3 separate regions of the Homo sapiens genome follow, and all the other regions are linked to region 1. The links are chromatin loops, found by intact Hi-C in ENCODE. Cell type or tissue: Caco-2. All regions are shown on one strand.

What was found. A loop is a pair of places that touch in the nucleus more often than their neighbours do. Peaks named below come from ENCODE experiments on the same cell type or tissue, not always from the same donor. Only the 100,000 strongest peaks of a DNase experiment are listed, where the experiment ranks them.
Region 2: it touches region 1 in a loop (4-fold over the local background); 4 of 110 quality-filtered maps call a loop at or near these places.
Region 3: a loop joins it to region 1, with 3 times the contacts of the local background. A loop is called at or near these places in 18 of 110 quality-filtered maps.

Annotation. Positions count from the first base shown.
Region 1 is chr10:21,360,845-21,368,844 of GRCh38, forward strand. LINC02643 (long intergenic non-protein coding RNA 2643) reads right to left here. Exons shown (of 5, transcript NR_155751.1): 3 at 7,653-7,711. Among named protein-coding and RNA genes, the nearest start is that of LINC02643, 8.1 kb to the right of the region's middle. RefSeq lists enhancers at 1,826-2,423, 2,424-3,019. In Caco-2, no CTCF peak of the experiment used is centred here; DNase peaks (open chromatin) are centred at 1,189, 3,757, 5,367 and 7,726.
Region 2 is chr10:21,428,157-21,436,156 of GRCh38, forward strand. No RefSeq gene overlaps it. Among named protein-coding and RNA genes, the nearest start is that of LINC02643, 59 kb to the left of the region's middle. In Caco-2, no CTCF peak of the experiment used is centred here; a DNase peak (open chromatin) is centred at 4,345.
Region 3 is chr10:21,288,965-21,296,964 of GRCh38, forward strand. It overlaps a transcript of NEBL not described here. Among named protein-coding and RNA genes, the nearest start is that of LINC02643, 80 kb to the right of the region's middle. RefSeq lists enhancers at 3,574-4,773, 3,604-4,367, 7,866-8,000. In Caco-2, no CTCF peak of the experiment used is centred here; DNase peaks (open chromatin) are centred at 4,087 and 5,067; H3K4me3 peaks cover 781 bases.

The DNA of each region.
Region 1 (8,000 bases):
AGCGAAACTCTGTCTAAGAAAAAACAAAAAAGGCAGAAACAGCAGCAATGCAAAGTAATATTAGTATCTGTTGTCCAACATGCCTTACTAAATAGACAAACAGTAGTAGTTAAAACCAAGAAATCTGCTTCTTTCCTGGTGTCATCTGTATATTGGTACAGGTATAAACTGAACTGCTTGTATTAGTCCACTCTCACACTGCTATAAAGTTACTATCCGAGATTGGGTAATTCGTAAACAAAGGAGGTTTAATGGACTCACAGTTCCACATGGCCGGGGAGGCCTCAGGAAACTTACAATCACGGTAGGAGGGGAAGCAGATACCTTCCTCACAAGGCGACAGGAGGAAGGAGAGCAGGGGAAACCTCCACTTACAAAACCATCAGATCTCATGAGAACTCACTCACTATCAGGAGAACAGCATGGGGAAAACCGGCCCCAAGATCCAATCACCTCCTACCAGATCCTTCCCCCGACAAATAGGGATTACAATTCAAGATGAGATTTGGGTGGGGACACATCCAAACCATATCACTGCTATAAGAAAGGGACCCCAAAATGATGACCCCTACAGAAGGGCTGCGTGCAGTGGCTGATGCCTGTAATCCTAGCACTTTAGGAGGCCAACGCGGGTGGATCACCTGAGATCAGGAGTTCGAGACCAGCCTGACCAGCGTGGTGAAACCCCATCTATACTAAAAACACAAAATTAGCCAGGTGTGGTGGTGCATGCCTGTAATCCCAGCTACTTGGAAGGCTGAGGCAGGAGAATCGCTTGAACCCAGGAGGCAGAGGTTGCAGTGAGCCGAGATCCCAACATTGCACTACAGCCTGGGCAAGAAGAGCGAAACTCTGTCTCAAAAAAAAAAAAAAAAAAAAATTAGCCTGGTGTGGTGGTGCATGCCTGTAGTCCTAGCTACTCAAGAGGCTGAAGCGGAAGGATCGCTTGAGCCCAGGAGTTTGAGGCTACAGTGAGCTATGAATGCACCACTGCACTCCAGCCTGGGTGACAGAGAGAGACCCTGTCTCAAAATAAATAAATGAGTAAATAAATAAATAAACTATACAGAAGTTCATTCTGGTGTCATTTCCAGAGGTGAGCGCAGTGGGGTACAGGGTGGTGAGGCCACTCTGCTCCAGGAGGTCCTCATTCTCATTGTTCCACCACCTGGTAGGGAGGGATCCTTGCCTGAATGGTCAGACTGGCTCACCATAGCATCTGCATTCCTTCCCAAAGGAGGGGAAAGGGGGAGGAAGTCAAAGGTGAGCAATTTCTCTTTAAGAAAATGATGTGGAAGTTGCACACCTCACTTCAACTCACAACCCAGTGGTAAGAACTTAGATAGCCTCAACTGTTTGTAAAAAAGAGGCTGAGCACTGTAGCCTCTACCTGGGAACTCTAGCCTCTACCTGCTAAACCTCAGGGAGAGGGGTGTACACACCAAAAGAAAGGAGGGGAGGCTGGCTGCTAGTCCATAGTTGCAATTTATGCTACAAAGAGCCTTTATTTATTTATTTTTTTTTTTTAGAGATAGCATCTCACTGTCACCCAGGCTGCAGTACAGTGCTGCAATTATAACTCACTGCAGCCTCAGTCTCCTGGGTTGGGATCCTCCCACCCCAGCCTCCCAGTAGCTGGGACTACAGGTGCATACCACCATGCCTGGCTAATTTTTTTTTTTTTTTTTTGTGGTAGAGATGGAGGTCTCACTATGTTGTCCAAGCTGGTCTCAAAGTCCTGGCCTCAAGCAATCCTCCCACCTCAGCTTCCCAAAATTCTGGGATTATAGGCATGAGCCACTGCACCAGGCCCAAATACACATTTTAAACGGCATGTTTCTAACTCAATTTTTATTTTTTTTCTTTTGGAGACAGACGTTTGCTTTGTTACCCAGACTGGAGTACAGTGGTGTCAAATCAGCTCACTGCAACCTCCACCACCCCAGTTCAAGCAATACACCCACCTCAGCTTCCCAAGTAGCTGGGACCACAGGCATGCACCACCATGCCCAGCTAATTTTTTATATTTTTAGTAGAGACGGGGTTTCGCCATGTTGGTCAGGCTGGTCTTGAACTCCCGGCCTCAAGTGATCTGCCCGCCTCAGCTTCCCAAAGTGTTGGGATTACAGGCATGTGCCACTGCGCCTGGCTTCTAACTTAAAATTTTATATTCTTTTCTGTCTACCCACTTTCAAAATATGATTGATGAGGCACAGCCAGAGGCCACCAGAAGCTGGAAAGGCAAGGTTCCTCCCCTAGAGCCTCTGAAGGGAGTGCAGCCCTGCCCGTACCTTGATTTCAGCCCAGTAACACTGATTTTGGACTTCCAGCCTCCAGATCTATGAGGGGATAAGTTTCTGTTGTAAACGACTCAGTTGTAGTAATTTGTTACAGAAGCCACAGGAAGTGAATACAGTGACACTGTCTGTGACTTTGGCCTTGGAAATTTTTTCATAGCCATGGCCCTGAGCCAAAATGTTCCATCCTGATTCTAACTTAACCTATAAATTGGAGTTAGTGATTTGAATCTAGCTGAGCATTTACCTAACAAAAAGAAGTCTCTAAATCTTTCTAAGCAAAAGGAGTGGGCTGTCATTGATATTTAGTTTCCTAAAACCCAGTATAAACAAGGGTGCCCTGTTTGGGGAATTCGAGGGTAGAAAGAGAGAAGAAAATTCTCAAAGTTCATTTTTACTCATTAACTCCTCCCATAATATTCACTGGACACCTGCCATGGGCCAGGCACTGAGCTTGGAACTGGGAAACAACCATGTATATAAAACAAAGTTCCCCCGAGTGGCTCTCAGTCTAGTTCAGCTTTCAGGGAGGGAGAGAGAAAAAGAAAGAAGGCCAAGATGGATACATAAATCTGAGAAACTCACTTTATAAAACGATGCGCAAAACTATGTGAAATACTCCATGACATTTCTCTAAACCTTATAATACCATCTGTGAACAAAACAAATGTTTTGGGCAAAAAAAGAAGCCTTCCTGAATGTGGAAATCAAGCCAGGAAGAAGGTCAGCATGTTACCTGACACAGAACAAGCCCCAGGGCAGACACAGAAATGAAGCAACCCAAAGCACAAGACATTAAGAGGGAATAAAAAAAAAAAAAAGCACAGCACAGTATGTGAGGCAAAGGACCTCAAAATCATATATAAAAGACACAAACATGTATGAGTTTATTAATTTCCGAAGCTGAAATCTTTTTCTCAACTGAGTCAAATGAATTAAAAACTAAATTACCATATTCATCAAGCCATCTACATAAAACAATTTCCCTACATTTAAAACCGACTGCAACCCAAATTCTGCTAGAGGTTGTCAGTCTGAAGCTCACACAATTATCTTCATATATCGGGGGTGAGGGGAGTCGTAATAATCTAGGGCACAAACCTGAATTGCCCAAGGGAACTGACTACATAATCAAATTATCCAGTTCAAAGGGCAAGTTGTATAATTCAAGACCGTAAAGTAAAAGTCCTCCTGTGTTGTTTAATAGTAAGTTTCCATTGCTGACTATTTTCGTGTGAAATTACCTTGCTTCTCCATTTTCTTTTGCATTTTTAGACACAATCAGTGGAAATTTTTTCCACTGGAAAGTAGCAAAGTGACAAGCATTCTTGCTAAAGAAATCTAGTATCACACATTCTGACAAATCTCTTTGGAATCCTCACTTCATTCAAAGATTCAAGCTCGCCTGGCAGACCGGTGGGACAGGCCAGCAGGAATCCTATTTGCCTTAGGGCCTGAATAGCTTCCTGGGAAATTCTGCCACCCAAGGGAAGCTCTCAAAGGTCAGACGTCAGCTTGGCCCAGTAACAATGACTCCCTGGTCCCAGAGGAAGGGTGATTCTGAGTGCAGCCGGATCTGTGAATTAGATTTGTTCACTAGCCCAGCCCCCATGGACTCATGTCAGAATCTTAGAGAGGGGTCTAAAAAACTACAACAGCAGTTTTTACTAAAATTCACTGATCAACTTTGACATCACTGGAAGTAGAAAGCCAGACATTATGTGTCTCTTGACGAGGTGCATGGGAAAGTCCGCTGCATCACCAAAAAAGTAATAACAATAATAACTGAATCAGAATCTCATCAAGCCTCCAGGCCTCATTATCACCAGTTTACAGGAATAGAAGGAGCCTAGGAGCATTGTTGAACAACACCATGATAACGCAATCAGCCAAATCCAGGATGTGGAAAATTCCACAGGACAAATGATCAGCTTCCTTTACCAAATACAGAGTTCTAAAATGGGATAGTAAGAATTATTGTAGGTAGCAAGAGACTCAGGAGACATAACCAACTACATGTGTGTACTGTCTTTAGATCCAGATTCAAACAAACCATCTGCGCAAAGATATTTGTGAGACAATTGGAGAAAATGGAACATACACTGAGAATTAGGTAATGTTAAGAAATTATTGGGGGATTTTTAGGGATGATAATATTATTGGGCTTATATTGGGAGAAGAGTCCTTTGCCTTTTAAAGATAGTAATTAAGTACTTCAGGCCGGGAGCAGTGGCCCACCCCTGTAATCCCAGCAATTTGGGAGGCTGAGGCAGGCAGATAATCTGAGGTTAGGGGTTCAAGACCAGCCTGGTCAACATGGCGAAACCCCGTCTCTACTAGAAGTACAAAAATTAGCAGGGTGTGGTGGTTGTAGCCTGTAATTCCAGCTACTCGGGAGGCTGAGGCAGGAGAATCACTTGAACCTGGGAGGTGGAGGTCACAGTGAGCCGAGATCACGCCATTGCACTCCAGCCTGGGCAACAAGAGCGAAACTCCATCTAAAAAAATACTACTAATAGGCCGGGCACCGTGGCTCACGCCTGTAATCCCAGCACTTTGGGAGGCCAAGGCGGGCAGATCATGAGGTCAGGAGATCGAGACCATCCTGGCTAACACAGTGAAACCTCGTCTCTGCTAAAAATACAAAAAATTAGCCGGGCGTGGTTGCAGGCATCTGTAGTACCAGGTACTTGGGAGGCTGAGGCAGGAGAATGGCCTGAACCTGGGAGGTGGAGCTTGCAGTGAGCCGAGATCGCGCCACTGCACTCCAGCCTGGGCGACAGAGCAAGACTCCGTCTAAAAAAAAATTAATTAATTTAAAAATAATAATAATAATTAAGTATGTGGCCGGGCACAGTGCCTCATGCCTGTAATCCCAGCACATTGGGAGACCGAGGCAGGCAGCTTGCTTGAACCCAGGGGTTCTAGACCAGCCGGGACAATGTAGTGATACCTTATCTCTACAAAAAAATAAAAAATTAACCAGGCATGGTGGTGCATGCCCATGGTCCCAACTATCTAGGAGACAGAGGTGGGAGGATCACTTCAGCCCAGAAGTTCAAAGCTACAGTGAGTCATGATCACGTCACTGCACTCCAGCCTGGGTGACAGAGCAAGAACCTGTATCAAACAACAATAATAATAAAACCAGACACGATGGCTCACCCCTGTAATTCCAGCACTTTGGGAGGCCGAGGCAGGCAGATCACTTGAGGTCGGAAGTTCCAGACCAGCCTGACCAACATGGAGAAACCCCATCTCCACTAAAAATACAAAATTAGCCGGGCATGGTGGTGCATGCCTGTAATCCCAGCTACTTGGGAGGCTGAGGCAGAATTGCTTGAACCCGGGAGGTGGAGGTTGCAGTGAGCCAAGATGGCACCGTTGCACTCCAGCCTGGGCAACAAGAGTAAAACTCTGTCTCAAAAAAAAATAATAAATAATAATAATAACAACAATAATAATTAAGTATTTCAGGGTAAAATGATAGGATGTCTGGGATTTGTTTCAAAATATTTCAGTGGGAGGGTGGGGAGGATGATGAGGAAGGATCAGTTGAGTAGATAAAACAAGAATGATATTGTTTTATTGATAACTATTGCAATTGGCCAATGTCTGCTGGTGATTCATTATACTATTCTCTCTATGTTTGAATATGTTTTAAGCTTCTATGACACTATTTTCTTTTTTTTTTTTTTGAGACAGAGTTTCGCTCTTGTCTCCCAGGCTGGAGTGCAGTGGCGTGATCTCAGCTCACTGCAACCTCTGCCTCCCAGGTTCAAGCAATTCTTCTGCCTCAGCCTCCCAAATAGCTGGGATTACAGGTGCCTGCCACCACACCCAGCTAATTTCTTGTATTTTTAATAGAGACGGGTTTTGCCATGTTGGCCACGCTGGTCTCAAACTCCTGACCTTCGGTGATCTGCCCACGTCAGCCTCCCAAAGTGCTGGGATTACAGGCGTGAGCCACCATACCCAGCCTATGAAACTATTTTCAAAGAGTACATAAAGCCCCATCTCACCTTCACTCTTACCTCCCATTACTGTGCCTCATCAACTCTTTGCCCTAGATATCTTTGCACCTACCACCACACTCTCTAGAAAAACACTTATCTGAACTGTCCTTCAATGCCCAATTCAAATTCCTGCTTCCTCTTCAAAGGCTTCCCTGATAGTCCCCAAAAGCATGAGCCCTCTCTCTTTTCTGAACTCTCATAGCACTTCAACTCAGTTGGTATCTGTCATCATTAGCTTTTTCTTTTTAATTAATTAATTTTTTTTAGACGGGGTCTCGCTCTATGCCCAGGCTGGAGTGCAATGGCATGCTCATGGTTCTCTGCAGCCTAGGCCGCCCAGGCTCAAGTGATTTTCCCACCTCAGCCTCCCTAGAAGCTAGGACTACAGGTGCATACCACCATGCCTGGCTAATTTTTTTTTTTTTTTTTGAGACGGAGTTTCGCTCTTGTCGCTCAGGCTGCAGTGCGGTGGCGCAATCTTGGCTCACTGCAATCTCCACCTCCCAAATTCAAGCAATTCTCCTGCCTCAGCCTCCCAAGTAGCTGGGATTACAGGCATGTACCACCATACCCAGCTAATTTTGTATTTTTAGTAGAGATGGGTTTTCATCAGGTCGGTCAGGCTGTTCTTGAACTCCTGACCTCAGTTGATCTGCCTGCCTCAGCCTCCCAAAGTGCTGGGATTACAGGCATGAGCGATTACGCCCGGCCAATGCCTGGCTAATTTGTGTGTGTTATTTTGTAGAGACAGAGTTTCACCATATTGCCCAGACTAGTCTCGAGCTCATGGGCTCAAGCAATCTGCCTGCCTCGGCCTCCCAAAGTGCTGGGATTACAGGTGTGAGCCACTGCGCCCAGCTGTTTTATTTTCTTGATTAGCTTTTTCTCATTTTGCACCCCTGACTGGATCTGAAGCCCTCATAACACTGGCCACATGCTTGTTTGTTATTCTCTTAGCATGACCGCTTCACCCCGGAATCTGTCCAAAATAATTTTGACGAATGAATAAATGATGGCAATGGCTCTTGAAAAGTGCTGACCTAAAGGACAACACACTAAGATAAGAATCTGGAAATCTGAGTGAGTCCTTGCATTAGGCAGGGTTACCAGGGATACAAAACTCATTCTGGTTGAAGCAAAAAGCTGGAATGCATTGATTCCAATAACTAGAAAGAAGAGGTGTAGATTCAGAGACCTCATGGTATTTTCGGTTGCCTCTCCACTTCCCCTTTTCTCCAGCTCTAGGTTTGGTTGTGACAAACTCTGCTCTTAGCCCAGCTTTGCAAACTGGAAGGAAAAATAAAGTAATTTTTTTCTCCCAACACGCACATATACATACCTCAATGTAAGTTTCTGATTGGTCCAGATCGCGTCTCCTGCCTGTTCTTAGGCCAATCACTGTGGTGAAGGGAACGAGACACTGTGATTGGCCAGATCTGGATCACAGGTTCTCCCTGTGGCCAGCAAACAGGCAGACCCATGAGAATGGCATAGTCAAGAGAGTGACAGTTTCCCCAAGAGAAAGAGAAGTGCAGTTGCTAAAAGGATGGAGGAAACGAATCCCGAGCAGAACCCCTCCTCCCCTCCCCTGCGAAACAAATGACTCTGGACCAACTATCTAGTAACAACATAATAATTGTCACGACTTGTTGAGCTCTTACTATTATCAGAGAACGCGCCAGTACTT
Region 2 (8,000 bases), 67 kb after region 1:
TGGACACAGACAGATGACTCCTTGGGGTCATCACTGTAACAATTGCAAAAAGAAAAAGCTAGGCTAGGTGCAGTGGCTCACGCCTGTAATCCTAGCACTTTGGGAGGACAAGGCAGAATAATTGCTTGAGCCCAGGACTTTGAGACCAGCCTGGGCAATGTAGTGAGATCCCATCTCTACAAAAAATCAAAAAAATTAGCCAGGCATGGTGGTGCACACCTTGGTCCTAAGAGGCTGAGGCAGGAGGACGACTTGAGCTGGGAGGTCAAGGCTACAATGAGTTGTCATCTTGCCACTGCACTCCATCCTGCGTGACAGAGCAAGACCCCGCCTAAAAAACGAAAAAAAGGAAAAAGAAAACAAAAACCTTAGACAAATTAAATTAAATAGAATTCAATTGAGCAAAGAATAATTCAAGAATTGAGCAGCCCCTGAACCTGAATAGGTTCAGAAAGTCTCCAGCACTTGTGGTGGAAGAAGATTCATAGATAGGAAAAGGAAAGTGGGCTGGGCATGGTGGCTCACACGCGTAATTCCAACACTTTGGGAGGACAAGGCAGGAGGATCACTTGAGGCCAGGAGTTCAAGACCAGCCTGGGCAACAGAGTGAGACCCTGTATCTACAACAACAACAACAATAGGCCAGGCATGGTGGTGCGTATTTGTTATCCCGGCCACTAGGGAGGCTGAGATAGGAGGATCCCTTGAGCCCAGAAAGTCGAGGCTGTAGTGAGCTATGATGGCACCACTGCACTCCCGCCTGGGTGACAGAGCAGCAAGACTCTGTCTTAAAAAAATAATAATAGTCTGGGTCATGTGTTGTAGAGACAGAACATCCTATACCATATCCCAACTGTATTTTTTTTTTTTCTTTTTGAGATAGAGTTTTGCTCTTGTTGCCCAGCCTGGAGTGCAATGGTGTGACCTCGGCTCACCACAATCTCCACCTCCCAGGTTTAAGCGATTCTCCTGCCTCAGCCTCCCAAGTGGCTGGGATTACAGGCATGTGCCACCATGCCCATCTAACTTTGTATTTTTAGTAGAGATGGGGTTTCTCCGTGTTGGTCAGGTTCGTCTTGAACTCCTGACCTCAGGTGATCCTCCCGCCTCAGCCTCCCAAAGTGCTGGGATCACAGATGTGAGCCACCGCCCCTGGCTGCAATTGTATTTATAATAATAACCGAGACCCCTAGACATTTTAAATTATTTTCAACTATTTAAGGAATAAACACAGAAGTCCATACACAATAAAACCTCACAATAATGAAAAATTCTGAATTTGAATATAACTTAATTGGTAATTGGCTCCAAGGAATGAAGGAGGGGGATGAAGTGCCTGCCTTGGGATCATTTGGGACATTCTCATGTAGTGTACGGTCAGTTGTGTATAGTATAATTTTCTTATACTGGCATTTCAAGAGGTTAGCTGACCATAAAATTCACTTTCGTTAATCCCCAAATGATGCCAAACACACCAAGTGTTACTTTATTATTTTCTGCCAAACTGGCACTCATTTCAAAAGAACTGAAATTGACTTTTCTTTCCATTGTACATCTCTGCAAAGTACTTTTTACTTACATATATGTTCTTATTTGATCAATAGAACAGTCTTAAAGGGATAGACATGTTTATCGCGCTTTTAAAGATGAGAATATAAATATTCAAGAAAGGCAAAGTATCTTGGCCATGGACACACAGCTGGTTGAAACTCACATATGTAGTCGAGCTATTATCTCTGTCAGGGGCATGTCACCAAAGGCCAGATAATGAGGGCCCACATATGCAGTTTGGGACTTTCAAAAGAGGTCCTGTCTGCAAGAGGAATTGACAGAAATCCACAGTGCCCAGCCCACTCTGTCTTTGATTTTCTACTTCCATGGCTTTGATTGAATTAACCCATGAAATCTGGTTATAATCCTTTCCCTCCATAGAATGATATCAGGCTCTAGGATCCCAACACAACTCTCTCTCTCTTTTTTTTTTTTTTTTTTTTTTTGAGACGTGGTCTCTCTCTGTTGCCCAGGCTGGACCCAAACTCCTGTGCAATCCTCCCTCGAAACTAGGACTACAGAGGCATAGAATTCAGCCTCTTAGGAGCCCCTCTGCCCGGCCAGCCGCCCCGTCCGGGAGGGAGGTGGGGGGGTCAGCCCTCCGCCCGGCCAGCCGCCCCGTCTGGGAGGTGAGGGGCGCCTCTGCCCGGCTGCCCCTACTGGGAAGTGAGGAGCCCCTCTGCCCGGCCAGCCGCCCCGTCCGGGAGGGAGGTGGGGGTGTCAGCCCCCCGCCCGGCCAGCCGCCCCGTCCGGGAGGGAGGTGGGGGGGGTCAGCCCCCCTGCCCGGCCAGCCGCCCCGTCCGGGAGGGAGGTGGGGGGGGTCAGCCCCCCGCCCGGCCAGCCGCCCCGTCCGGGAGGGAGGTGGGGGGGGGGGTCAGCCCCCCCGCCCGGCCAGCCGCCCCGTCCGGGAGGTGAGGGGCGCCTCTGCCCGGCCGCCCCTACTGGGAAGTGAGGAGCCCCTCTGCCCGGCCACCACCCCGTCTGGGAGGTGTGCCCAACAGCTCATTGAGAACGGGCCAGGATGACAATGGCGGCTTTGTGGAATAGAAAGGCGGGAAAGGTGGGGAAAAGATTGAGAAATCGGATGGTTGCCGTGTCTGTGTAGAAAGAAGTAGACATGGGAGACTTTTCATTTTGTTCTGCACTAAGAAAAATTCCTCTGCCTTGGGATCCTGTTGATCTGTGACCTTACCCCCAACCCTGTGCTCTCTGAAACATGTGCTGTGTCCACTCAGGGTTAAATGGATTAAGGGCGGTGCAAGATGTGCTTTGTTAAACAGATGCTTGAAGGCAGCATGCTCGTTAAGAGTCATCACCACTCCCTAATCTCAAGTAATCAGGGACACAAACACTGCGGAAGGCCGCAGGGTCCTCTGCCTAGGAAAACCAGAGACCTTTGTTCACTTGTTTATCTGCTGACCTTCCCTCCACTATTGTCCCATGACCCTGCCAAATCCCCCTCTGTGAGAAACACCCAAGAATTATCAATAAAAAAATAAATTTAAAAAAAAAAAAAAAAAAAAAAGAATTCAGCCTCTTAGGCTTCTGGGTATCCAACCTCACATTACGCCTGTTCTGGAACTTAAAGTTATGTCCAATCTCAGTAAGGGCAACTTATAGAAACTTTACCCTGTTGTGAAGCCTGAGATATTATATTTGTATTATTGTATACACATATCCATAATCTATTAAAAGTATTTTTACTACTTCTTTTTTTGTTTTTTAAGAGACAGAGTCTTACCACACCAGGTTAGTTTCCTGGACTCAAGGGATCCTCCCATCTTGCCCTTCCCAAAGTGCTGAAATACAAGCATGAGACACCAAGCCCTTTCCTTCTCTTTCTTTCTTTCTTTCTTTCTTTCTTTCTTTCTTTCTTTCTTTCTTTCTTTCCTTCCTTTTTCTTTTTTTTGAGATAGGATCTTGCCCTGTCACCCAGCAGGCTGGCATGATCATGGCTCACTGCAGCCTCAACCTCATGAGCTCAAGCAATCCTCCCACCTCAGCCTCCCAAGTAGCTGGGACTGCAGGTGTGCGCCACCACGCTCAGCCAACTTTTCTATTTTTTGTAGATAAGTTCTCACTATGTTGCCCAGGATAGTCTCGAGCTCCTGGCCCCAAGTGATCCTCCTGCCTCGGCCTCTCAAAGTGCTGAGATTAAAGGCAGCACTGTGGATTACATGATCCACAGGTCATAGGTGGATTCAAAGATTTCCTGATTGGCAATTAGTTGAAAGGGTTAAGGTCTGCCTCAAGAGTTAAAGTCAGCAGAAAGAAATTCTGGTAGTCAAGATAAGGGGACATTATGTACATGAAGCCTCCAGGTAGCAGGCTTCAGAGAATAGATGGTAAATGTCTCTTATCCAACCCTAACAGGAGCCAGACTCTTAGTTAAATATCTCCTGGATCAGCAAAGGACTTGGAAAGGGAAAGGGATTCTCTACAGAATGTTTGTTTTCCCACAAGAGACAGCTTTGCAGGGCCATTTCAAAATATGTCAAATAAATACATTTTGGGCTAAAATACTTTGCTTTCTTTCAGGTCCTGGTACCTGTTATGTGATGCTACACTAAAGTCAGGTTGGAATTTGGTATCTTGTTGCTACAAAGTGTCTGTTTTGTCAGTCTCAGGGTCTGCATTTTATTGTTAATGCTGGTCAGTTGTGCCTGAATTCCAAAAGGGAGGAGGGTATAATGAGTCATGTCCAACTCCACCTTTCTATCATGGCCTGAACTAGTTTTTCGGGTTAACTTTGGAATGCCCCTGGCTAAGAGAAGGGGTTCATTCAGATGGTTGGGAGGCTTAGAATTTTATTTTTGGTTTACAGAGGCCACCCAGCAAGGCCTGCCTGTTTAGATTCTTCTTGGCCTCTCTGTGTAGCATTTCTTCCTCCCAGGTATAGGGCAAGACCTTTCTGGAATGCAGATTTTATGACCTACTATTGGACAAGATAGGTAGAATTTTCCTTTTGGTTTACAGTTTAATCCACCAATGAGGACCCCATGGATAAGGAGGGCCAACTGTATATTGTAATTTCACATTGCAGAAACCCAATGGACAGACCAAATGTGGGGATCAGGAATCTAGAACCAGGCACCATCAGAGGCCCTAGAAGGCAGAGGGCATAGGCCAGGCAGCAGGAATCCCAAGCCTGACCACAGTTTAGGGGCTCAGTGTGGAATTCCAGGCTCTGGGAAGGGACTAGAGAGGGCAAGTGAGAGTCCTAGTCCCTAAAGACCTAGAATCTAAGCAGGTCATGAAGGTAGAAACTTGGACATGAGATGCACAGAATCCATGTCCCAGAGTTAGAAGAAAAAACAAGACCAAGTCACCAAAACACCACTGGATTTCGTTGCCAGAACAGAGACACAGGGACTGAGGTGACTGGTACTTAGTGTTACGTTGCAGAAACAATACCCCCAAAGATGATGCTTTGACATGCCGAGTGCTTTGTTTGAAGGAAAATTCAAAGATCTCAAAAATAAACCTCAGAACCAAGGTTTCTGTCTGACCTTTTCTTATCCCTCTTCTCTTTGATCTTCACTCTTTCCCAAATCGCCAGGAGGAAATCTCTTTGAAATTTCCTTATCTGAAAAGAAAACGACCCTAACAGGAGCCATTTACCTTCTTTCCCCTGCCCCCCTCAAAAAAAAAATGCAACTGGGCCTGGCATGGTGGCTCACACCTATAATCCCAGCACTTTGGGAGGCCAAGGTGGGAGGATCGCTTGAGCCCAGGATTTCAAGACCAGCCTGGGCAGCATAGTGAGACTCCCATCTCTACAAAACATAAAAGAAAAATAAATTCAATTATTTTAAGACTCCTCTCCCTAGGAATCTTATCAAATACCAGAAAAGATTAAAGAGAGAAGAAAAGAGACTAGTAGTCACCATGCCCAGACAGACTTTTCATCTGTTCTTCTGCAGGTGGCTCTGAGAGATTACCTGGGAAGCTTTGTCTGCATAGGACAACCTTGGTTCACAGTGAGGTTCTACCCCCCTCACGTTTATGCCACCTCCCCCAGAGCTCAGAAGAACTTTGTTCAGGGCCACTGTTCTTTGGACTCATTCTTTTCCCCTGAAAATCATTCATTCCTATAAACTTCATCTCCTTTTCCCCTATGAAGAAGGGTATACAAACATCTGGAGCTCATTGGGCTATTGGGTAATCATTCTCCTACCATTTCTCCATGCTTATGCACATTAAATATATTTCGTATGCCTTTTTCTCCTATTAATCTGCCTTTTGTTGGTTCATTTTCAGCAAACCTTCAGAGGATGAAGGAGACGCTTTCCCTCTTCTACCCTACATTAGTCCCAGTTTGTTTTGCCAGAATTCCCTAAATTCACTGGCTAAGATCAGAGTTAAAGGGTCTTCCTACAATCTGCAGGGGAAGAGGACTTAATTGCCCCATTTTCAGGAATAGGAAGGATTTGGTACGTGGGAAACCAGGAACACTGGTAGACCAGTGTGAACAAAGGTTCAGTGCTTTTTCATGTTTATATTTAAGTGTATTAAAATTATGATATCCTGCATAAGTGCATTCAAAAGACACAATCCCCAGGATATTCCTCCTGGAAATGTCTACTCCTAGTTCATAGTATTAGGTGTCAAGACCCTGAGATTAGGCTGGGAGTGGTGGCTCACGCCTGTAATCCCAGCACTTCAGAAGGCCAAGACAGGTGGATCACTTGAGGTCAGAAGTTCGAGACCAGCCTGACCAACATGGTGAAACCCCGTCTCTACTAAAAATACAAAAATTACGGGGGCCTGGTGGCACACACGCCTGTAATCCCAGCTACATGGGTGGCTGAGGCATGAGAATCCTTGAACCCAGGGGACAGAGGTTGCAGTGAGCCGACATTGTGCCACTGCACTCCAGCCTGAGCAACAGAGCAAGACTCCATCTCAAAAAAAAAAAACCAAAAACAAAAAAACCTTGGGATTAGAAGTCAGACAGACCAGGGCTTCTTCACATTCCAGCTTTGTGACCTTGAGCAAGTTACTTGACCCCATTGAGCCTCAGATTTTTCTTTCTATGAAATAGGGATGATAATATAATGAGTATCTGTCATTTTGGTCTGTACAGTATCTGTTTCTTTGGTGATTAACACTTTCCTTAAATTACGTGTCAGCTGATAGTAATAACTCAGTAAATGATCATTTTTATTAATTTTTATTACATTAGTAGCTGTACAGGGCACACCTTTGTATCTGAAAAGAAAGAAATCTACATTATCATGGTGGAATATAGTCACTGACACATATTTTCATGAAAAATTCTCTATTCTGTATCAAGTAGATCCCGACCTAGAGAAGCTATGAGGGAAAATGTTCCCAAGCAAGCCTCAGGAAACACCCCGTACTTTGCCACGCATTGCATCCAGAGGTCCTGCAGCAAACCAATTCTAATTTTCCTTTCTCTGCATCAAAGTGTTCTTTTTGTCCTTTGTTTTCACCAGGCATTTCTGTAACCATCTTAGACCTCTCTCTAACTAGTAGACCCTGTGGTGAGAGTGATCATATCACATATAATGGCATGTCTGGCTTGGGAAATGATGGGGATAATGTGGGTGGTGGTCACCGTTTAGACAAAGTCTACATAAATTTCAATTACTACCTGCAGCTATCCCCTGCACATACCTCTGTCCGGAGCTAGAGTCCACTGCTTTCTTTTACCAGAAACCGTACAGACAGAACCTATAATCTTCCTCCATCTTCTTCTTTCCTTGTTTTTATTTTCATTCTTCTCTTTTTACAATGCAATATTCACAATTCAAATGCTGGCTAGTGAAACCTATGACATTAACCATCTGAGAGGACATCTTTTATCTCATAACAGCAAGATTGGCTCTCATCTCCCTGCTCAGGCAAAAGTTGCATAGTTGAAAACACAAGCATAGAGCACATACCTGAGTCATCTGTAAGCCATCTCTGCCTCTGGTTCACTTATAGTTAAAAATCACTGATGTTACTGCTTTTTCTCAAAAGAACATTTGCTGTTTTTCCATGTAGGAAAAGCTTTGTTAACTACGGACCCACACAAGTGCAGTGGAAAGAAAATTTCAGGATGGCAGAAAAGCTCATCTTGGCCGAGCCAGGTGACACATGCCTGTAATCCCAGCACTTTCAGAATCTGAGGCAGGCAGATCGCCTGAGCTCAGGAGTTGGAGACCAGCCTGGGCAACATAGCAAGACCCCGTCTCTATAAAAAAAATACAAAAATTAGCCAGGCATGGTGGCAGGCGCCTGGAGTCTCATCTACTCAGGAGGCTGAGGTGGGAGGATCACTTGAGCCCAGGAGGCAGAGGTTGCAGTGAGCCAAGATGGCACCACTGCACTCCAGCCTGGGCAATAGAGCAAGACCCTGTCTCAAAAAAACTTTACTAAAAAAGAAAAGCTCATCCATAGGTGGCTTCTACAGAAAGTCTTCACTTAATATCATCAATAGG
Region 3 (8,000 bases), 72 kb before region 1:
AGCCTCCCGAGTAGCTGGGATTACAGGTGCCCACAACCAAGCCTGGCTAATTTTTGTATTTTTTAGTAGAGACAGGGTTTCACCATCTTGGCCAGGCTGGTCTTGAACTCCTGATCTCGTGATCCACCCGCCTCAGCTTCCCAAAATGTTGAGATTACTGGCATGAGCCACTGAGCCCGGCCCTTTTTATATTTTATGATAGGGCAGTAATCAGGACTTAAGCCCGGTTGTTCCCAAACTGGAAAGAATGAGCAGGAACATAATTGCACCTGATCAAATGAGGGCCTTACAGCTGCAGGGGAATCCTGACACCAGCTGGGTATGAGAGGAGCAACTCAGTATTCACGGAGATCATGAAGGACTGTCCAGAAGACAAGCATGCAGCTCATTGCTCAGCTAAATGATCTCCATTTGATGTCAATTTCAACCCAAACCAGCAGCAATAGGACTGAAGTGCCTTTTGTCCTCAAATTTGTTTTTCTAAAATATGCTTTGGAATTGTGCCCTTGGCTCACTTAGTTGCTTAACAGCAAATATATGAAACTGGCTACTGAAAATGTAATGCTGTGGACGTTGTCCCTTACTGGTGTAATGCCCCCTTTCTCAGGGCCTTTAAGAGATTATCACAACCACAGTGTCAGGACTTCTCCAGAGCACCCAGCGTGTGTTAATCTCATGGAAGTAAGCCTGGTCTTACTCTTTGCTTTGAGCTTTAGGAAACTCACAACTAAATTTGGGCCCCTTTGAATGATGATACAGACCCTTCAATTATGCAGTTCACTGAAAATATATTTTCCTTAGTTTAATTTTAATATTCTGAGGCTAGATAGTGGGTCAGAAACTACAGTCAAAGGGCAAACCCAATCTGGTGCCTGCTTATTGTTCCATTGAAGATGCTTATTCACTTGCCTGTTGTCTGTGGCTGCTTCTGTAGCACAACAGCAGATAATTGCAACAGAAACTACAAGGCCCAAAAAGCTAAGACTCTTTACTCTCTGGCCCTGTACAGAAAACATTCATCAACCCCTTCTCTAGACTTACCTTTTTCTAACTTTTTCTCTTGATCTTTACCCTGTTATGGGTGTTTTATAAATCCATTTTAGAAGAAAGCAGGTTGTAAAGAATCTAATAAGGAAGCAAGGCCAAGAGGGCCATGTGATGCTGTGTGGTCCTCAGTGACACCCAAACACACCCACACTAAAATGTCTGTGGGAAATTGGAACCACTCTCCCTGCTGTCAGCATAGACAGTCTATCCACTGCATGAGTTGTAGTCAGAGTAAAGAGAACCATCCTCCATCTCAATGTTGGGGCTCAGAGCACTGCAAAATATGATGCTCCGGTATGCTGAGCATTTTTGAATTAAAGGAAATTGGAAAACCTTAGAAGCTACCTCAGAATCAATAAATTTTCTAACCTTCTCTTGTTTCTTTCTCCAACCCCTGCCCCTACAAGCCAAGCACATGCAGAGGTTCACTCTGGAAGTTTCTTTATCTGATTGAGGAAAACTTCTTCCAAAAAAAATACAATTGTCTTAATAGCCCCTTCCTAGGAATCTTATCAAATAACCAAGAAAAATTAACCACCAGAGGAGAGAAAGACTAAAATCATCACAATGTTCAGACAAACTTTTCTTCTGTTCTTTTGAGGGTAACTCCAAAAGATTATTAGGAGATTTTATCTACATAATAAGACAACCTTTGTTCACAGTGCAGTTCTTCCCCTCACCTTACCACCACCTCCCCCAGAGCTCAGAACTTTGTCCCAGGCCATTGTCTATTATTTGGGCTCATCCAATTCCCTTGAAAATTATTTACCACCCCTTAAAAGTACCTACACCCCCCATTTCCCTCTCCCCTATGAAGAGTATATTTAGGCCTCAACCATCTGATCCTTCCTTGAGTCTCATAGTTTTGCACGGCTCCCATGCTTATGCATGTTAGTAACTTTGCATGCCTTTTCTCCTTTTAATCTGTCTATTGTCAGTTCATTTCAGCAGACTGGAACCTTCAGAGGGGAAGGGAAAATTCTCCTCACCGCTACACCCACACCAGATGCCAGTAATGGTTCTTAGAGATTCCTCTCTCCTAGACCTCAGTAAAGTTATTTCTGTCTTTAAGGGCTTTCTTTGCTAATTCCTCTAAATAATCAGTTTTCAGTAGATCCCACTGGCACCTAAAAGAAGAAATACTGGGCAAAGAGAAGAAAGGAGTGCAATGGGGGTGGGGGGAAGGTAAGGGGGTCTAAGAAGGCTAAGAGAGGCCAGGCGCAGTGGCTCACACCTATAATCCCATCACTTTAGGAGGCCAAGGCAGGCAGATCACTTGAGGTCAGGAGTTCAAGACCAGCCTGGCCAACGTGGTGAAACCCTGTCTCTACCAAAAATACAAAAATTAGCCAGGCGTGGTGGTGCATGGCTGTAATCCCAGCTACTCAGGAGGCTGAGGCAGGAGAATTGCTTGAACCCAGGAGGCAGGAGTTGCAGTGAGCCCATATCACACCACTGCACTCCAGCCTGGGTGACAGAGCAAGACTCTGTCTAAAAAAAAAAAAAAAGAAGAAGAAGAAGCCTACAAGAGTCAGAAGTCACGTGTTATCCTTCCTACTCAGCACTGGGCTTGACACCAAAATTGGGTCATGATGATGGCAATTATGAAAAATAAAAACCAGACCAGGCGCAGTGGCTCACACCTGTAATCCCAGCACTTTGGGAGGCCAAGGAGGGTGGATCAAGAGGTCAGGAGTTCAAGACCAACCTGGCCAACATAGTGAAACCCTGTCTCTACTAAAAATACAAAAAAATTAGCCAGGCGTGGTGGTGGACGCCTGTAATCCCAGAGGCTGAGTCAGGAGAATCGCCTGAACCCGGGAGGCAGAGGTTGCAGTGAGCTGAGATCACGCCACTGCACTCCAGCCAGGGAACAGTGCGAGATTCCGTCTCAAAAATAAAAATAAAAAAGAAAAAGAAAAACCTTATTTGTTTTACAATTAAACCCATATGCAGATGATAATTGCTGTTATAAGTTTAATGCCCAGACTTGGTTTCTCTTCCAAAAAAGTATAAACACAGTCCAGCTATATCTTTGTAATGCTCTTAAATGTGTCTTAGTAAGGACCAAAACATCTGATTTTCAAGGTATTTGGAGTTTGGGTCTCTGTAGCTGAACGTGGTTTCTTTTTCTCTTCAAAGAGGATATTTCAAGGAAGTCTTTCATCAAAAACTGCTAATTTAAGGCTCTGCTTTGTATAAAAGTTTATTTTGTATAAAAGTTACATGCTTCCCAAGATCACGTTTTAATTAACAAAGCACTGTATGGTCTTATCTAACAAAACCCTGAAAATCAAGTTGGCCATTAAAGGGTATTAAATGATTAATTGATAATCATTAAATGATAGGCAAACCAGAATATCACTGGAATTGCACGATCATCTTATTAGTCTCTCACACTACATACTGTCAATGCAAAAGACCACTTAGGAAGAAAATGTATGGCTGGGGTTGAAATAAATGTTAGACCCCTGAGAAATTTATTGAAATTGACTGAGAAAGTAACATTCGGGACTTTTTTTCCTGAAAACTGTTCAAGCCTTAAGCAACTGCAATTATACTTTTATCTTACTCTAAATACTGTCTTTATAATTAAGAAAAACATCCCTTGTGCCTATTCTTTTAAAAAGGACTTTTTCCCTCTATTTCACTTAAAAGGAAATCAAGGTTTTACATTTTCTAGTAAAAGCATAAGAAAAACGATGAAGGTATCTATCTTGTGAAAGGAAAGCTCATCAGCATCAAATGTAAAAATCTGTATAAGGATAGATTGTTTCATTTTGTTTCTTTAGAACATAAGAGAATCCGAATGACTTACATTCTTGGCTCTTTTTCCACCCACGCAGGGAAACCAGGAGGAATTCCAGAATCAAAGAGAACCGCATTCCTCTCTACCACAAAGTACTCACACTTGGCAAATGGCAAAGATTTGGGTCATCATTTTTTAAACGACAGCCAAGCATTAAAGAGCCCAGGCAGAGAGCAAGTAAAAGAGTCTCCGTGGTTCCTCCCAGCGCTAGTCTGTGGCCTCAACAACATAGCACGTTGCAGGAAAAATTCCAAATTTCTGGGTCCCAAGGGGAGGCATTACTCAGCAGTCTCAGCGGTGACGGCGTCAGCAGGACAAGAGCCATTTGCTCCGGGAGGACTTTGATGTTTCTTTAAATGGTTTCTGCATCTAGTCCAATAGAATGGATACGGAATTATCTTTATTACAACCACAAGGATGTGCAAATTTATTTACAGTATAAATGGTTCTTTCCACAAGTCCTAGCTGTCAACAACTCTTTATTTTCCTGGAGTGACTTAGAAGCCAAGAATGTTTTGTTTCTTAAGCTTCCTACCTAGAGAGGTAAAATAACAATCTTGTTAATGAGAAGACAAAGAAGCTAACTGTTCTGTTTTGCAGCGTTCCTACAGACCGTACCTTTTAATTGCCTAGTGCTGGCAACTTAACATACTGTAATGAGTACATTGTTCCTCTTTTTTTGTTTGTTTGTTTTTTCTTTTTTCTTTTTTTTCTTTTTTTTTTTTTTGCACATAGCTCTCTTGAAGTGCGTTAGAAACTGAGTTTGTTGTACAGAGCAGAGAAGATTCTTATTAAAAACTGGCGGAAGCATTTGGAACAAGCGGTTTATTTTGACTGGTGAGGTATGTCTTACATAGCTTGCATTCAGATGCAAGAGGAAAAAGAGATAAAGTGAATTAGTCCCAATCATCTGGGAAATGACATTTCTTACCGTGTTTGAAGTACTTTATGAATTAGAGAATGGGACTGATTTTGAAGGCTAAATTAATTTAATCTGTTTGCTTTTGTTTGATGCAGCAGCTGCAGCGACACACCCTACTTCTTTGAAAATCTGCAGCTTTCAAGGGTTTGGGTTTAGAAGAGAAAGAGTGCAGCTAAGTGGTGGTGGCTTGCTTGGTGGGGGTGCTGGGGGAGGGAATCCGTTTGCAATTTCCCCTGGTGGAAGTCTGGCATTCTCAGAGAGGGTTTGTCTCAGACATCAAGGTAGCCGCTCACTCAGGCCCACCATTCTTGTTATTAAAGGAGAACTTTCCAGGTGAAGCAAACAGGAGGCAAAGAAAGGAAATTATCATCCAACTCTTTCCACCACCCCCCCTCCCCCCAGCACATTTTCATTAGGGGAAAAAAAAACCTCCAGGGTAAAGATAAAAGAGGCAGAAAGGTTCCCATTGGCCACGGTCCATTAACAATGACTGACACCCAGTTTGCCACACAAGAGCCCCATAGCCCATAGCTTCCTTATTTATGTTTGAGTTGGGGATTTCTTTGGTGCCGCAGATGGGCTGATAGGTTCAAGAACTCAATACTAACCATGGACGTATGTCCCATCATCTTCGTTTCTCTACCTTAGAAGATGAGGACTGTGCGTTTCCAAGCAGGACAGAGAGACAGCATCTTTACAACAACACTGAGTATACATAGGTCAATTTTTCAAAAACGGATTAGGTTTCTAAGAGGAGAGCAGCTTCACCTGGTACATTTTCACCATCAACCACAGAGTCAGGGAGGCTTTTTGCAGATGGGTACGCCGAGGAGCATGGACCATTTCAAAGTTCAGACAGGAGTTGGGTTCAGTGAAATTTGCCCATCATGGTACTAAAGGCAGGAGATCAGGTCACATAATTCACCCCTGACTTGGTCTGGAAGAAAAATAGGCTGGCCGATTTTAGAAAAGGAAATACTGTACTTGGAGAAATCAAGAAGAGGCTAGAAGTGACCACAGACTGTCACATCATACTGGGCAGTGTCTGGTTGCAGAGCAATATTAAAGTCCACATGGCATTTATGGATTCATTACCATCACGACCTCCAGAACCGTAAGGTGGAGGAAAAAAAGACTGATGTATTTTCTGATGAGTAACACATTTATCGGGGCATTCGTCTTGTAAAGCAAGCTGAGCTGGGCCTATGTTCTATAATCTGCTACCTAAGGTAGACACAGGGGCTACATGCCCAGCCTCTGTTCTACCAGAAGCAACTGGTATATGGAGTGTGATGGGCTTTGTTCCTTCTAAGAGGGCCCAGGGTAAGCCTATGACTTTTTTTTTTTTGACACGGAGTCTCACTCTGTCACCCAAGCTGGAGTACAGTGGTGTGATCTTGGCTCACTGCAATCTCTGCATCCCAGGTTCAAGTGATTCTCCTTCCTCAGCCTCCTGAGTAGCTGGGATTACAGGCACTTGCCACCACGCGTGGCTAATTTTTGTATTTTTAGTAGAGACAGGGTTTCACCATGTTGGCCAGGCTGTTCTCGAACTCATGATCTCAGATGATCTGCCCACCTCGGCCCCCCAAAGTGCTGGGATTACAGGCAGCCTGGACTTTAAGTAAGGTTAAAGGTGAGACCTTTTTCCCAGAGCAATTCAGCTCCTCCCTGAGACAAGATCCTTGAATGATAAAACACCCCACATCCGCACCCTCCCTCTTAAAATTTTCCCTCTACATTATGGAATATTGTTTAATATTGACTTTTTAAATTAAACAAATCACTGCTTTATATCTTTGAAATGATCATTTACTGAAATTGAAGCAAACATGTTGCATTTTTTTTCACAAATCCATCTTTTCCAAGAGCTACATCCAGTCTCTGCTCAGAGCAAATGGCACAGAACTTAGGAGGCAAAAATGCAAGCGTGTGCTCTTCTCCCTCACACAACTGGTTCAGACATCAGGACAAACACCTCCATCAACGAAGTGTTTTCAGGGCAATCTCATAATTCTGTATTTCCAAGACCAAATATTTCTATGCAGTGAGCGGGAGAGAGTAAAAACAAGAGTAGCGGAACGATAGGAAGAAGAGCTGGTAGGCCCAGGATACCAGGAGCTGAAAATAACCAGGAAGCAGGTGCAGGCATGCCCCGGCCAGGCCCTGCCCTCTGCCTTCTCCTCTGTTTCTTGCCCCGCCAACCCAGGTGAAATGCAGCTGCCTCTCCCCACCTCCCTCCAGCTCTCCCCCTCCTCCCCAATTGGGACTGAAACTCTTCCAAGGGGACCAGGTGCAGTGGCTCACACCTGTAATCCCACCACTTTGGGAGGCCGAGGCAGGTGGATCGCCTGAAGTCAGAAGTTCAAGACCTGCCTGACCAATATGGTGAAACCCTGTCTCTACTAAAAATACAAAATTAGCTGGGCACGGTGGCACATCCCTGTAATCCCAGCTCTTTGGGAGGCTGAGGCAGGAGAATCACTTGAACCAGGGAGGTGCAGGTTGCAAATTAGCTGGGCATGGTGGTACATCCCTGTAATCCCAGCTACTTGGGAGGCTGAGGCAGCAGAATCACTTGAACCAAGGAGGTGGAGGTTGCAGTGAGCCAAGATCATGCCATTGCACTCCTCAAAAAGAAAAAAGAAAAGAAACTCTTCCAAGGGGCTATGAGAGCAGATTTTCACTACTAACAGCAACTGTGACAAGTTACTGATCACAGTGAATACCCACAGTGTCCCCATGTGCCTTGGACACAGGTCTTCCTGGGCAAAGCCACAAAGCAGCCGGGCAGCCCCCGGAGACTCCACCCAACATCTCCCCAGACCATGTGGGGAGCAACCCACAGGCCCTGACTGGGGCTCGCTCATGGCTATCACATCAACCCCCACTTGGAACCCAGCTCCAGCAACTGTGGGTTTTGTTTTTGTTTTTGAAGACAGGGCCTGGCTCTGCTACCCAGGCTGGGATGCAGTGGTGCGATCGTACTCACCACAGCCTCAAATTCCCAGGCTTAAGTTATTCTCCCACTTCCACTTCTCAAGTAGCTGGGACCACAGGCACATGCCACCACGCCAGCTAATTTTTCTTTTTTTTTGAGATGGAGTCTTGCTTGGTCGCCCAGCCTGGAGTGCAGTGGGGAGATCTCCGCTCACTGCAACCTCCGCCTCCCAGCTTCAAGTGATTCTCCTGCCTCAGCCTCCAGAGTAGCTGAAATTACAG